2 separate regions of the Homo sapiens genome follow, and region 1 is linked to region 2. A link is a contact called in ENCODE Hi-C or POLR2A ChIA-PET data. All regions are on one chromosome and are shown on one strand. Each heading gives the region's core, a stretch centred on a gene start or an enhancer-like site at or near the end of the contact. The rest is flanking DNA. Distances are from core to core; before and after follow the strand shown. Region 1 overlaps MRAS (muscle RAS oncogene homolog). Region 2 holds the start of DBR1 (debranching RNA lariats 1).

What was found. Hi-C counts contacts between places; a loop is a spot of excess contacts on that map. ChIA-PET counts read pairs that join two places held with the same protein, here RNA polymerase II (POLR2A). Pooled maps may share reads with other maps.
Region 1: a loop to region 2 is called in a pooled map, with 8 times the contacts of the local background. The contact joins the enhancer-like site here to the promoter of DBR1 in region 2. A Hi-C loop is called at or near these places in 3 of 37 single-sample maps with no recorded cell type and 4 of 50 pooled maps. POLR2A ChIA-PET finds 5 or more read pairs at or near these places in 3 of 52 experiments (HepG2, IMR-90 and OCI-LY7).

The regions. Positions count from the first base shown.
Region 1 is chr3:138,368,189-138,372,747 of GRCh38, reverse strand. The region is part of intron 1 of MRAS (muscle RAS oncogene homolog); the gene reads right to left. Among named protein-coding and RNA genes, the nearest start is that of MRAS, 22 kb to the right of the region's middle. Within about 2 kb of position 3,012, at least 11 of the 41 ENCODE cell types and tissues checked have a DNase peak (open chromatin) inside an H3K27ac peak, as active enhancers do.
Region 2 is chr3:138,173,374-138,177,539 of GRCh38, reverse strand. It overlaps DBR1 (debranching RNA lariats 1), which reads left to right and starts at 2,619. Exons shown (of 8, transcript NM_016216.4): 1 at 2,619-2,941; 2 at 3,914-4,038. The coding sequence starts at 2,745. RefSeq lists an enhancer at 2,704-2,913.

The DNA of each region.
Region 1 (4,559 bases), core at 1,763-4,262, 190 kb before region 2:
AGAAATGCAAAAGAAAATAAAAGCATTACCCCTGGTCTCACTAGCCAGAGACAGTCCACTGTTAAAGTGATTTATTCAACCATCATTTATTCAACACCAATTATGTGCCAGGCCTGGTGTTGAGGACACAGTACCACTGGTCTTGTTTAGCAAGTATAGCCAAAAGCCATGTCAAATAAGCTTTTTGGCCACTAAACTCTACTTGTACAGGTTAACACGAGGGCAGTGGTCTGAGCAGGGCTGGCATGGAGGTTCATCTTTCACATCCCCTCTTATTAACTGGGCTGCTATGCTGAGAAGGATTTGAAGCTGTGTCTAAGCTTAGAAAGGGGGCCATGATAGCTTAGCACACCTGAGCTCTGGGACTCTGAGGCCCCTTCCAAGTTTCAGAATTCTATGATTGTGGCTCCTTTCTCTCTGCTTCTTGCCCTGTATTATACACAAAGTCATGCGGGAATCATTTTATTTGGGGAGGAGGGGGTAGGAGCAGGTCGAAGTTTTGTTTTGATGCTGCTGAGGCCAGCTAAGGCAGTGGTTCTCAGTCAGGGGAATTTTGCTCCCCAGGGATATTTGCAATGTCTAGAGATATTTTTTTTTGTTGTCAAAATGGAGTGGGTACCACTGGCATCTGTTCAGCACAGACCAGGGATTGTACAATGCGCAGGGCAGTCCCCCCCAGTGAAGAATTATCCATCCTAAAATGTCAATAGTGCTGAGGTTGAGAAACCCTGAGCTAAGGTGACCAGGAGGCAGCTGGAAGTGGGACCAGGATTCTAAAGAATAATTGGGCCTTAACAGAAGTGAAGAGTGACCTTTGTAAACAGTGTCACAAAGTGACAAGGAGGAGAGGCAGGAGGGAGCCTCCTGGAGGCACTCAGAAGAAAAGGAGGGAAACCAGGATCTGTGGTCATGATGGAAGCCAAGAGTTTCCAGAAGGAGGCTGACAGCACCAAATGTTAAACACAGGTGCAGCTAGGGGGATCCCCTAAAGAACAATTTGGAGGTTGTAGCCAGGAACCTAAACTGCTAACTAACTGTGGACCCTGCCAGGAAGAAGCAATACCACCTCCTGGTAGGGCATTCCTGGGTAGCACAAAAATCGAGGGAGGGAAAGCTTAATCCTACGGCTGTGTAGAAGAAAAGAAAGAATCCCTGTGCAAATTGGGATGGGAAAAGCATGGTGTACGTGTGACTGGGAAACCGATGGTCTCACAGAGAGGAGGGTGGCAGTGTGGCAGGGAGGACAAAGAACTGGGTGCCCTGTGTGCTCCGCCGCTACTTGGGAAGGCCACTGATCTCTCTGAGCCATAGTTTCCTTATCTATGAGTTTAAAGGGCTGGATTAGATTACTTTTATAATTAGTTTCAGCTCTAAAATAGTCTTCAGTTCTAGATTTTGACAGAAAGGGGGCTGGACACAAATGTGGGTTATGTGGCCACACTGATTTGCATGGGGCTACAGTCGAGAGTCATTGCAGAACCCTTTGTAGTTACTGAAGCCTGATGTTGACATTTAGGACTTCCCCAAAGTGTCGGAGAAGTACAAGCTTTGCTACACTGCAGAGAAAGTGCAAATCTGCCTAGGCTATACTGAAAATACACTTGCGTAAATATATTCATACCCTCTCCTGCAGCTCTACCCCATGTGAGAATTTATTCTAAGGAGATAATCAGAGAAGTGAAGAAAGATGTTAAGAATGGGGGAAAATAGAAATAACTTAATGTTGGGGGGAAAAGTTAAAGTTTATCCATATAATGGAGTACTATGCAGTCATTTAAAAGGAAGATATTCACTAACCTAGAAAAAGTGTGTTGTTATGTATGAAAAAAAGACAGGCTGCAAAACAGCTAGTAAGTACACCTGATCCTAATGCCAGGTGTGGATCCAGGCATTAAGAACTTTAGCAGATGGTTGTCTCTAAGGCAGATTTCAGGGCATTTTCATTTTCTTAATGTTTCAATTTTCTACAACAAGCATGCATTATATTTGTGTACTGGAAAAGTTTAACACTATTAAAATGCTCCCAGGAAAATAAAATGTTCAAGCCACCTGAAAATGTTTGATTTCCTCTCATTCGAGTGGGGATTTCAGCTCCTTTGGGGCAGTATAGGACCAGGTTCCAGCTGTGGCCCCGGAATCTGGTTCCAGCATCTCCCTACAACACGGGACGGGCTGAGGCTTCACTTAACTGAGCTCTTCCATGGCCAAATCCATGACGGTGAAGGCAGGCCAAGGAGAGAGGGCGGAGGGGAGTTGCAGGGTGACAGAAATGGGGAGGGAGGGGTGGCCCAGTGGCCTCTCTCCTTTGCCTCTCAGAGCTGCAGAGCGTGGGGTTCACTCCTCACTGCCCCTCTGCAACTGCTGCTCTGTCCTGGGCAATGACGCTGGGCTATGGGTGAAAGGTGTTTGCTGGTGTTTGGCTTTTTGTTTTGTTTTTGGGTGCTACTGTCACCCAGACGGGAGTGCAGTAGCGTGGTCTCAGCTCACTGCAGCCTCCGCCTCCCAAGTTCAAGAGATTCTCCTGCCTTAGCCTCCCGAGTAGCTGGGATTACAGGCGCCCACCACCATGCCTGGCTAATTTTTTTGTATTTTCAATAGAGACAGGTTTCACCATGTTGGCCAGGATGATTTTGCTCTCCTGACCTTGTGACCTGCCTGCCTTGGCCTCCCAAAGTGCTGGGATTACAGGCATGAGCCACCGTTCCCGGTCGGTGTTTGGCTGTTCTTAAAGCTCCCATTCTCTGCTGGCAGCGACATAACTAAAAAATACTAAGTGGGTGGGAAGGTATTGAAAAGGAAAACCGTTTGTCTTTATTTTCTTCTCAAAAGAAAACAAGATAAGAAATACACTAGTAAATATGCTGGAGTACATGAATGAACCTTTGAGTCGGCACTCAGACCACCCACAGCCAAATCACTTGGGGACTCCTTAAAAAATGCCCTCTGCTTGCCAAGGCAGCTGGCAGGAAATGGCCAGTGGGGGCCCCCTCCTTTTGACAGCACCCTGCTCTCAGAGGTTGAACCCTCAGAGACCACAGGGAGCCAAGCCGGGGTTCCCTTCCCACTTGGGGTTTCCTTCTAATTAGGACACAATGGAACAGGGCTAGACTACTCATTTCACACAAACATCAGACTGGGCCCCTTGTGAAAACCCTTTCAGTGCCCCACAATGCTGAGGAGGAAAGTCCAGGCCCCCTCACAGGACATTCAATGCCTGTCGCTGGCTGCCACTGCTGACCTCTCCAGCCACACCCGTGCCGCAGCCCCTTATACTCTACTGTCACCCCCAACCAGGTTTGTGGTCCCCCAATGTGTCCTGTGGTCACACTGCAGCCTCTGTGCACACCTAAGACCCCCAGGAGAGCACAAACCTCCTCATGGGTCAGCACCAGGCACTGCCTCCACCTGCGCTTTGAGCCCTGAAGTTCCTGCCACAGACGCCACAATGATGCCTAGAATTTTCTAAGTGTTTACTGTGCACAAAAGGGCAGGAACAGCATCTTGTTCTTCTCTGTACTCCCAGAGCCTGGCACAGCATTGGCACAGGGCAGACACTTACTGAATGAACTAGAGGTTCAACACGCATTTCTGAACAATGGTCAGACAACCTACACACCACAGAGCTGGCTTCCTCATGGAGAGAGCTAAGGGACAACTCTCTCAGCCAGGGCTTGGGACTGTCTCTCTCCTACTAAGAGATGAGACTAATGGCACAGACAGGACCCTTGGAATCAAGTGTGAGCTAGAAACAAAGAAGGGGTTTCCAAGGCTGGAGAATGAGTCCAGAGAACCCCCCAATTCCTAAAGGTGCTATCTCATCTTGATAGGCATGTTTCTCCGGCCCCCCCCAAAACCCTGATCAAATGATGTCTTTGCAGATGGGGAGGTCAAGACGCCAAGAGATATGAACCACACTCCTACAAAATAAGCTGGTCTCATGCGGTACAGAGAAAGATTTTTTTAAAACCACTCACAGGCTACGACGAAAAGTCACCGCAGAATGAAAAGTTGGTTGGTTGGTGGGTAAGGAGCAAACTGCTGACATTCACAACACCCCTCTCCTTTCCAGCCTTCTCAACTAAAAAGCACCTCGGAGATCATTCTAGGATGTTAGGTCTTCACTTTTGAGGATGATGGATGTGACCCTTTGAGGTGGGAAGGTGGTATAAGGTAGACTTGGGGTTCTCCTTAAAGTTTCCCCACTATTTTCTGTGCTGAATACTCCTCCTACTGACCAGTTGAGTGACCTTGGGCAAATTACCTTCTATGGCCTCAGTATCTTATTAGTAAAGTGGGTTAGTTGGAGACTCATACTTTGTAGGATTGCTCTAAGCATGAAATAAAATGTGTGAGATATGCTGAGCTCTGAGAAGATGCCCAAATGCTCACTTTCTCACCTTGTTTACTTTACTCCCAAGAAGAGGGAGCACACACACACATATACACACTCACACATACACACTCACACACACACACACTCTCTCTCATTCCCAGCCTCCTCTCAGCATGAGAAGCCTCACCACCATCTCTGCTCTGTTAACAGCCAGACAAAATAGGCC
Region 2 (4,166 bases), core at 1,370-3,869:
CCACAACGCCCTGCTAATTTTTGTATTTTTGGAGAGATACATGTTGGCCAGGCTGGTCTCGAACTCCTGGCCTCAAGTGATCTGCAAGGTACGGAGAGCATCAGGAAAAATAGCTAATGTATGCTGGGTTTAATACCTAGGTGATAGGTTGATAGGCGCAGTAAATCATCATGGCACACGTTTACCTGTGTAACAAATCTGCATAACCTGCACATGTATCCTGGAATATATATATATATATATATATACACACACACACACAAACGAGATATTTATTTATTTATTTATTCTTTTTGAGACAGGGTCTCACTCTGTAGCCCAGGCTGGAGTGCAGCAGCGCAATCTCGGCTCACTGCAACCTCCGCCTCCCGAGTTCAAACGATTCTCCCGCCTCAGCCTCCCAAGTAGCTGGGATTACAGGCATGCGCCACCACCCCCAGCTAAGTTCTTTATTTTTAGTAGAGACAGGGTTTCACCATGTTGGCCAGGCTGCTCTCGAACTCCTGGCTTCAAGAGATCCATCCACCTTGGCCTCCCAAAGTGCTGGGACAACAGGTGGGAGTCACCGCGGCCAAAAAACGAGATTTTTAAACTAAGAATCCAATGAAACAGAAACAGACAATAGAATCAGCTCTGCAGATAAGTAAGATATTGGGCTTAGAAGACAGGCAACCTAAAATAACAATGATTAATATATGAGAGAAAGAGAGGAAAAGATGAAGGAAATAAATTAAAAGATAAAGAATCTCTTTAAACTATTGGCTTCACTGGAAAAGAATCCAATATAAATCCTAAAATTGAAAAGGACTATAATGTTAAAACATTAATAAATGAGTTTGTACATTGGACATAGAACAAAATAGGATTAGTAAACTAGAAGAGAGGTTATTAGAAACTATCCAAAATAAAACACTGATAAAAATGAGAACTATGGAATAGAAATAAAAGATAGGTAAAATACCATGGAAAAATTCCAAAGGAGTAGGAAAAGACAGAAAAAAAAGCAACATTTAAGTAGATACTGACCAAGAATATTCCAAAACTGAAAAAAGATACCAAGCTATAGATTCAGAAAGCATAAATGAGTAAAGTTCAAAAAAAAAACCACCTAGATATATTTTATTAAAATAGCTTTAAGGAGTAGGGAGAGAAAGTAGAGAAAGAGAAAACAGTAAATAGCAAAGAAAAAGACACATTACTGGCTGGGCGCGGTGGCTAACGCCTGTAATCCTAGCACTTCGGGAAGCCGAGGTGGGCGTATCACTTGAGGTCAGGAGTTCGAAACCAGCTTGGCCACCATGGTGAAACCCTGTCTCTACTAAAAATGCAAAAAATTAGCTGGGCATGGTGGTGTGCACCTGTAATCCCAGCTACTTGGGAGGCTGAGGCAGGAGAATCGCTTGAACTGGGGAGGCGGAGGTTGCAGTGAGCCGAGATCGTGCCACTGCCTCCAGCCTGGGCAACAGAGTGAGAGACCGTCTCAAAAAAACAAAAAACAAACAAACAAACAAAAAACCCACATTACTTTCAGTGAAAAAAAACCTTAAGTTTATAGGTGACTTCTCAGTAGAAGATAATGCAAGCCAGAAGATAATAGAATGCTATTTTTGAAATGCTTTGTAAAAAAAAAACCACACACACACACACACACACACACACACACACACACTGCTTAACTGGTATTCGGTACTCAGTAAACACACCCTTTATGAATTAAGGTGAAACAAAGACATCTCTTTCTTTCTTTTTCTTTTTTTTTTTTTTAGACGGAGTCTCACCCTGTCACCCAGGCTGGAGTGCAATGGCACGATCTCAGATCACTGCAACCTCTGCCTCCTGGGTTCAAGCGATTCTCCTGCCCCAGCCTCCCAAGTAGCTGGGATTACAGGTGTGCGCCACCACGCCCAGCTAATTTTTTGTATCTTTAGTAGAGACAGGGTTTCACCATGTTGGCCATGCTGGTCTCAAACTCCTGACCTCGTGAGCCGCCCGCCTCTGCCTCCCAAAGTGCTGGGATTACAGGTGTGAGCCAGCACACTGGCTTCTTTTCTTTTCTTCTCTCTCTCTTTCTCTTTTGTCTCTTTTTTTTTTTTTTAGACGGAGTCTCGCTCTGTCGCCCAAGCTGGAGTGCAGGGGCGCGATCTCAGGTCACTGCAACCTCCGTCTCCTGGGTTTGAGGGATTCTCCTGCCTCAGCCTCTGAAGTAGCTGTGATTACAGACGTGCGCTACTGCGCCCAGCTAATTTTTGTATTTTTAGTAGAGACAGGGTTTCACCATTTTCCCCAGAGTGGAAAGAAATTTTTAAACAAACAAATATCTAGAAAAAAATTAATCTGTCGTCGGCCTACACTAAACAAACAGGAAAACTTAAACTGAGCTCTTCAGACAGAAGAAAAATGATTCCAAAGAGAAAAATGGAAATCCAGGAAGAAAAGAGTAAGGATGGAAAGAGTACATTTGTGGATGTATATACAAAAAAATATTGACTGCATAAAACAATAATTAAAAAAAAAGAAAAAAGGAAAAAAAGAAAATAAGTTCCCTGGGATCCCAGAATTAGGTTTGACCTTCCCGGTCCCTCTCTCGCGAGATCTGGAAACCGGAAGTGAATTATTTTGCAGGAGTCTACACCCAGGCGGTGGCTATACTTATTAAAGTTGGCGGGAGCTGAGCGATCAGTCGGTCCTGGGCTGGCTGTGGTGTAGGGCGTTGCAGGCAGCGCTCACCTCCTCAGGCCGGCAGAATGCGGGTGGCTGTGGCTGGCTGCTGCCACGGCGAGCTGGATAAGATCTATGAGACGCTGGCGCTGGCAGAGCGGCGCGGCCCGGGGCCTGTCGACCTCTTGCTGTGCTGCGGCGACTTCCAGGCGGTGCGCAACGAGGCGGATCTACGCTGCATGGCCGTGCCGCCCAAGTATCGTCACATGCAAACCTTCTACAGGTGAGGACGCGGCCGGGCCCGGACTTGGCGGTGGGGGGGTGGGACTGGGTTCCCTCTGCCACTGGCTGCCTGTTTCCCTTAGATCCTGTCTTTGTTCTCTCTGTATCTCTAATTGGTGCCTAACTGAATACAGGGGTGAGGTAGTGGGAGGCGGGAAATGTATTCAGTTCGGTACTGTATTCAGTTAGGTACCAAATTATGTCAGTTTCACTAGCACCCTATCTCATTAGGTGCTTAGGAAATGTCACTTTCCTTCTTTCCATACACATCTTATCCATTTCAAAGGGTGTCGAAGCCTGGGAGGGGATAACCTGGAGGAAGAAGCTGACAGGTTTAGATAGCTACCTTGTACTTGATAGGACTCTGGAATTAGTTCATTCAATGATCCTGAAGTTTTTACTGGGCCCCTGCTATGTGCTTGTTGTGGTTCTAGAAGATGAGGTTATGGCAATGAACTCGAAACAGTTCTTGACTTAATTGAACGGGCACTGACTTGAGGCTCAAGGTGGAAGCTCTTCATTCCTAAGGGCAAGGATGGATACTGGGCAATTCCTTTTTTTTTTTTTTTTTTTTTTCTTGAGACAGAGTTTCGCTTTGTTGCCCAGGCTGGAGTGCAGTACCGCGATATTGACCCACTGCAACCTCCGTCTCCTGGGTTCAAGCGATTCTCCCACCTCAGCCTCCCGAGTAGCTGGGATTACACCCAGCTAATTTTTGCATTTTTAGTAGAGACGGGGTTTCACCACATTGGCCAGGTTGGTCTCGAACTCCTGACCTCAGGGGATCCGCCTGTGTCGGCCATCAAAAGTGCTGGGATTACAGGAGGGAGCCACCGCGCCCAGCCCCAGGCAATTCCTTTTGAAAGAGCTTTTTAACTTTTTATGATGAACTCAGTTTCTTTTTTTTTTTCGGAACTTATTTGCTTTTCTGCTATGCCTAATTGTGGTAACTGACTTTGCTCTTATGTTCTAGGTATTACTCTGGAGAGAAAAAGGCTCCAGTTCTCACGCTCTTCATTGGGGGAAACCATGAAGCCTCAAATCATTTGCAAGAGTTACCCTATGGTGGCTGGGTGGCACCAAACATTTATTATTTAGGTATGTGATTGTGTTTGTGGATACTTTTTTTTCCTGGGATGGAAGAGCTTATCAGGATTTGCGTTAGTTGGACTGTGTCTTGACATGTATGGTGTTTGGAGAATGTCATTAATTTAAATACTTAATCG